2 separate regions of the Homo sapiens genome follow, and region 1 is linked to region 2. A link is an interaction called in ENCODE POLR2A ChIA-PET data of the cell type or tissue named here. Cell type or tissue: PC-9. All regions are shown on one strand. Each heading gives the region's core, and the rest is flanking DNA. Links, peaks and the distances in the headings are about the cores only.

Region 1 (2,912 bases), core at 104-2,603, 360 kb before region 2:
CTTGATGTCCCACAGCCAACTGGCCTGCAGGCCCAGGGTGAGAGCTCTCCTTCTGAAAGGCTTTCCTGCCACCTGGAGCTGAGATTTGCCTTGCCTGCTTCTTAAAGCAATAGCTCCTCTTACCACTCCTTCAAAATACCTCTCAAATCCAACCGCTTGTCATCACAGCCCTGCTCTTACCCTAATCTAAGCTACTCACACCTCTTGGTCAAAGACTACTATAGCCTCCTCTCTGGTCTCTCTGCTTTCTGGTCATCAGCTCATTCCAGTGCCTGGTTTTGTCCCTGGAAGTCCCATGTCCCAGGAAACCCCTCCATCTCTGGTAAATCCAGATGACTGGTCACATTCTCTGCTGCCCACTTGCCCTCATCCCTGCAATCTGTTCTCCGAGAAGCATCAGTGTCATTTTTAAAATGTAAAGCGCATTGTCTCATGCTGCTTGGGACTCCCCATGATCCTTCCAACAAAACCTGGATTCTTTAACAGGGTCACAATGATCTTGCTGATATGGACCCTGGTCAAAGCTGAAGCAAGGATGGCTAGCCCAGGGCAGGGATGTGTGCTGGAGTTGAAGGCCCTCCCTACAAAGGCCACCTGCAAGGGCCACTACCACTTCGGAATTTGTGAAGGCCTGCATCGCTCCAGTGCCCCCAGACTTGTACCCGCTGACATATCTCTATCTTTCTGGGATCCTCACTCACGCCCTGGCCTGATGGCCTCTGTCACTCCTCTCCGTCCTTGTTTTCTTCACCCCAGCCACAATAGCTTCTGGCCAAGCATGTTCCCACCTTGTGGCTTTTCCCTCTGATACGATTTGGCTGTGTCCCCACCAAATCTCAACTTGAATTGTATCTTCCAGAATTCCCATGTGTTGTGGGGGGACCCAGGGGGAGGTAATTGAATCATGAGAGCCGGTCTTTCCCTTGCTATTCTTGTGATAGTGAATAAGTCTCATGAGATCTGATACTTTTATCAGGGGTCTCTGCTTTTGCTTCCTCGTCATTTTTCTCTTGCCGCCACCATGTAGGAAGTGCCTTTTGCCCCCTGCCATGATTCTGAGGCCTCCCCAGCCACGTGGAACTGTAAGTCCAATTAAACCTTTTTTGCTTCCCAGTCTCGGGTATGTTTTTATCAGCAGCGTGAAAACGGACTAATATACCCTCCTTTCTGGTGGCTCACTCCCCACCCCTTACAAGGCTGTGCCCTCCCATCCCCCACGCATCCATTACTCTCCCTGTTTTATTTTTCTCCCCGGCACTTACCTCTACTTGGCAGATATACCTTTTCCATAATTATTTGGCATCTCTCTCCCTCACTAGCTCCACAGACATGTGACTATTCTCGGTCCATGTCCCAGCATGGTCCCAGGGCGGAGGACAGTTCCTGACACATCGGTGCTCCGTGAATACTTGTTAATGGATGCTAGGCGGATCTCAGGGTCCTGTGCCGCTCTTTGATTCCTTCACTCTGCCTGACTCTCTTCCACCTATTATCTTTCTTATTTTCATTTTTTTCCACTTCTTCTTATTCTCCACTTGGCAATTGCCACCTCCATCTTCCTCATAAAGCCACCAAAAGAGGAAACAAAAAGAAAGAAAATTCAACATGCAGAAATACACTTGTCTTTCCCAATCTTGAAATTGGAGGTTTGAGTGCCAAGGCAGGGCTTTCGATGGTTCATCTCAGTGAAGGTGTGGGAAGCCCGCTGCAGGCGGTGCTCCTGGAAGCCCTGTGGCAGAGGGTCTTCACAGTGTGCTCATGGCCACACACCTAGGAAGTGGCAGGCACCACTGCAGCCACGCTGCAATCCACACGGTTCCAACCCAAGCACCTCATGATTTCACCCCATGCTCCATGGCCCTAGTCAGTTAGGTCTGGGTGGGGATTTTAAACCTTCTTTGCTTAGACTATGTTAGACTCCAGACTTATTTTTAAAAGCAAAAAGAGGCCGGGCATGGTGGCGCACGCCTGTAACCCCAGCACTTTGGGAGGCCAAGGTGGGTGGATCACTTGAGGTGAGGAGTTCAAGACAGGCCTGGCCAACATGGTGAAACCCCATCTCTACCAAAACATCAAAAATTAGCCAGGCATGGTGGCGGGCGCCTGTAATACCAGCTGCTCAGGAGGCTGAGGCAGGAGAATTGCTTGAACCCAGGAGGTGGAGGTTGCAGTGAGCTGAGATCGTACCACTGCACTCCAGCCTGGGTGACAAGAGCGAGACTCCGTCTCAAAAAAAAAAAAAAGAAAGAAAAGAAAAGAAGAAAGAAGAGAGGCAGGGCATAGTGGCTCACGCCTGTAATCCCAGCACTTTGGGAGGCCAAGCTGGGCAGATAACTTGAGGTCAGGAGTTCGAGACCATCCTGGTCAACATGGCAAAACCCTGCATCTACTAAAAATACAAAAATCAGCTGGGCATGGTGGCAGCCACCTGAGTAACCTGTAATCCCAACTACTCAGGTGGCTGAGGCAGGAGGATCACTTGAACCTAGGAGGCGGAGGTTGCAGTGAGCCAAGATCACACCACTGCATTCCAGCCTGGGCGACGGAGCAAGACTCCATCTCAAAAAAAAAAGAAAGAAAGAAAAGGAAAGAAGAGAAAAAAAGTGTTATCACCCTTAAGAAGCAGCTAGATCAAGTACCTTTATCAGTGATTCTCATATTTAAGTATACACAGGAATCATCTGAAGCTGTTAACTCCCTAAGCCTCAGTGTCTATAAAGCATCTATAAAACAAGGATACTAACAATAACTACTTCCTGGACTTCTGTAAAATTTTTAAAAGTTTTAAATGTGTTTTAACCAGGAGCCTTTCAGTTGCAATAGCAGAAACCTCAACTCAAACTGACTTAAGCAAAATAGGAATTTATTGACTCATATAACTTAATGATCCAGGAGTTGATAGCTTCAGGCGT
Region 2 (2,912 bases), core at 237-2,736:
ATCCGCCTGCCTGGGCCTCTCAAAGTGCTGGGATTACAGGAGTGAGCCACCACGCCAGCCTCAACAGATAATATTTTAGTGAGCAGTCATATATGCAGGCGTTGCTTAAATTGAAGTCATTCAGTATTAATGAGGAAGGTCAGATGAGATCCTGTACTTAAGGAGCTGGGAAACTGAGGATTCGAGAGTCTAAACAGCTTTACCCAATGTGGTCCAGGTTGTAGGTGGCAGAGCCAAAATTCAAACGCGTGTCTCACTTCAAAGGCTCTGTGTGTGTTTGTGTGTGTGTGTGTGTGTGTGTGTGTGTGTGTTTGCTTTTGCTCCATTGATTCCAAATAACAAAACAAAACCAAACAAAAACTTTGCTACAAAACCCTCACTCTGATCCTGATGCTATCTTAATTGTGATAAATGTGTTGTTTAATCTTCACAACAAACTCATGGAAAGGAACTATATGTAATCCCAGAGCTTTGGGAGGCCGAAGCGGGAGAACTGCTTGAGCCCAGGAGTTTGAGACCAGCCTGGAAAACGTAGTGAGACCTCATCTCTACAAAAAGTTTAAAAATTAACCAGGTCTGGTGGCATGTGCCTGTAGTCTCAGCTACTCTGGAGGCTGAGGTGGGAGGATTGCTTGAGCCCAGGAGTTCAAGGTTGCAGTGAGCTGTGATCGCACCACTGCATTCCAGCCTGGCCAACGGCATGAGATCCCTGTCTCAAACAAAACTAAACAAAACCAAAAGAAAAGGAACTACATATCCTTCCTTTTTCAGGTGAGGAAACTGAGCCTTTGAGTGGTTAAGGAACATGTTCAAGGTTATAAAGCTGGCGCATGGGCTGGGCGCAGTGGCTCATGCCTGTAATCCTAGCACTTTGGGAGGCCGAGGTGAGCAGATCACCTGAGGTTTCTACTAAAAATACAAAATTAGCCAGGTGTGGTGGTGCATGCCTGTAATCCCAGCTGCTCGGGAGGCTGAGGCAGGAGAATTGCTTGAACCCGGGAGACGGAGGTTGCAGTGAGCCAAGATTGCTGCATTGCACTCCAGCCTGGGCGATAAGAGAGAAACTCCATGACACACACACACACACACACACACACACACACACACACACAAAAGCTGGCACATGGCTGAGTTGGGACTGGAAACAGACTGCTGGGCTCGAGGGCCTGAGTTTTCTTCATCAGAACATCACACACATTTAAAAATGTTTTGAAAATGTATATGTTTATTTATATTGAGGTAAAATTTACAAAACATAAAATATACCACATTATGCAAAGCTGGAGGCCAATAAACAAAATATATGTAAAAAGAAGAAAAAAATTCAAAAAGAAAAACTATATTAAAGTGTACAATTCAATAGCTGTTAGTACACTGACAACGTTGTGCAACCACCACCTCTATTATCAAGTTTCAAAATATTTCCATTGTCTCAAAAGGAAGCCCAGTTAGGCCACCACCCGCCATCCTTCCCTCCCCTAGCCTCTGGCAACCACTAATCTAGCTTCTGTCTGTATGGATTTACCTATTCTGGGCATTCCATATGACTGGAATTATGTGGTTTTTGTGTCTGGTTTCTTGCCCTTAGTGTAACTTTTTTTTTTTTTTTCGAGACAGGGTCTTGCTCTGTCACCCAGGCTGGAGGGCAGTGGCGCAATCGCAGCTCACTGCAGCTCCGACCTCCTGGGCTCAGGTGATCCTCCTGCCTGCCTCAGCCTCCTGAGTAGCTGGGGCCCCAGGTGTTCAGCACAATACTCGGGTAATTTTTTTTATTTTTATTTTTTGAGGAGACAAGAAGGTCTTACTATGTTGCTCAGGCTGGTCGGGAACTCCTGGGGTCAAGTGATCCTCCCACCTAGGCCTCCCAAAGTTGGGATTACAGACGTGAGCCACTGAGCCCAGCTGGGACTTAGCATAATGTTTTTGAGGCTTACTCATGGTGGAGCATGGATCAGTGTTTCATGCCTTTTTATAGCTGAATAATATTCCGTGATGTGGATAGACCAACATATGGTTTGGATCTGTGTCCCCACCCAAATATCATGTTCACTTGTAATCCTCCGTGTTGGAGGTGGGGCCTGGTGGGAGGTGACAGGATCATGGGGGTGGATCCTCATGAATGGTTTAGCACCATCTTCTTGTGTTGTTCTCATGATAGTGAGTTCTCATGAGATATAGTTGTTTAAGAGTGTGTAGCACCCCCACCCAACTCTTGCTCCTGCTCCCGCCATTTGAGACGCTTCTCTCCCGCTTTGCTTTCTACCATGGTTGTAGGTTTCCTGAGGCCTCCCTGGAAGTAGAAGCTGCTATGCTTCCTGTACAGCCTGCAGAACCGTGAGTCAATAAACCTCTCTTCTTTATAAATTACCCAGTCTCAGTCTCAGGTATTTCTTTCTTTCTTTTTTTTTTTCTGAGACGGAGTCTCACTCTGTCCCCAGGCTGGAGTTCAGTGGCACCATCTCGGCTCACTGCAACCTCCGCCTCCCAGGTTCACACGATTCTTCTGCTTCAGCTTCCTAAGTAGCTGGGATTACAGGCGCCCGCCACCATGCCTGGCTAATTTTTGTATTTTTAGTAGAGACGGGGTTTCACTGTGTTGGTCAGGCTGGTCTCGGACTCCTGACCTCGTGATCCGCCCACCTTGGCCTCCCAGAGTGTTGGGATTACAGGCGTGAGCCACCGCGCCTGGCCAGGTATTTCTTTATAGTAATGTAAGAACAGCCTAATGCAGGCCACATTTTGTTTATCCATTCATCAGTACGGACATTGGATGGTCTTCATCTTTTGGCTATTGTGAGTAATGCTGCTGTGAACATTGCTGGACAAGTTTTTGTCTGAATGTCCTTTTTAAGTTCTTTGAGTGTATAACTAGGAGTGGAACTGCTTGCTCACGTGGGTCACCCTGCTCCTTT

What was found. ChIA-PET counts read pairs that join two places held together with the same protein. Peaks named below come from ENCODE experiments on the same cell type or tissue, not always from the same donor. Only the 100,000 strongest peaks of a DNase experiment are listed, where the experiment ranks them.
Region 1: POLR2A ChIA-PET joins it to region 2 with 12 read pairs; 6 of 35 experiments call an interaction of 5 or more read pairs at or near these places.

What each region holds. Positions count from the first base shown.
Region 1 is chr20:53,909,272-53,912,183 of GRCh38, reverse strand. No RefSeq gene overlaps it. Among named protein-coding and RNA genes, the nearest start is that of BCAS1-AS1, 4.8 kb to the left of the region's middle. In PC-9, for the core only: no CTCF peak of the experiment used is centred there; no DNase peak of the experiment used is centred there.
Region 2 is chr20:53,549,559-53,552,470 of GRCh38, reverse strand. No RefSeq gene overlaps it. Among named protein-coding and RNA genes, the nearest start is that of ZNF217-AS1, 1.8 kb to the left of the region's middle. In PC-9, for the core only: no CTCF peak of the experiment used is centred there; no DNase peak of the experiment used is centred there.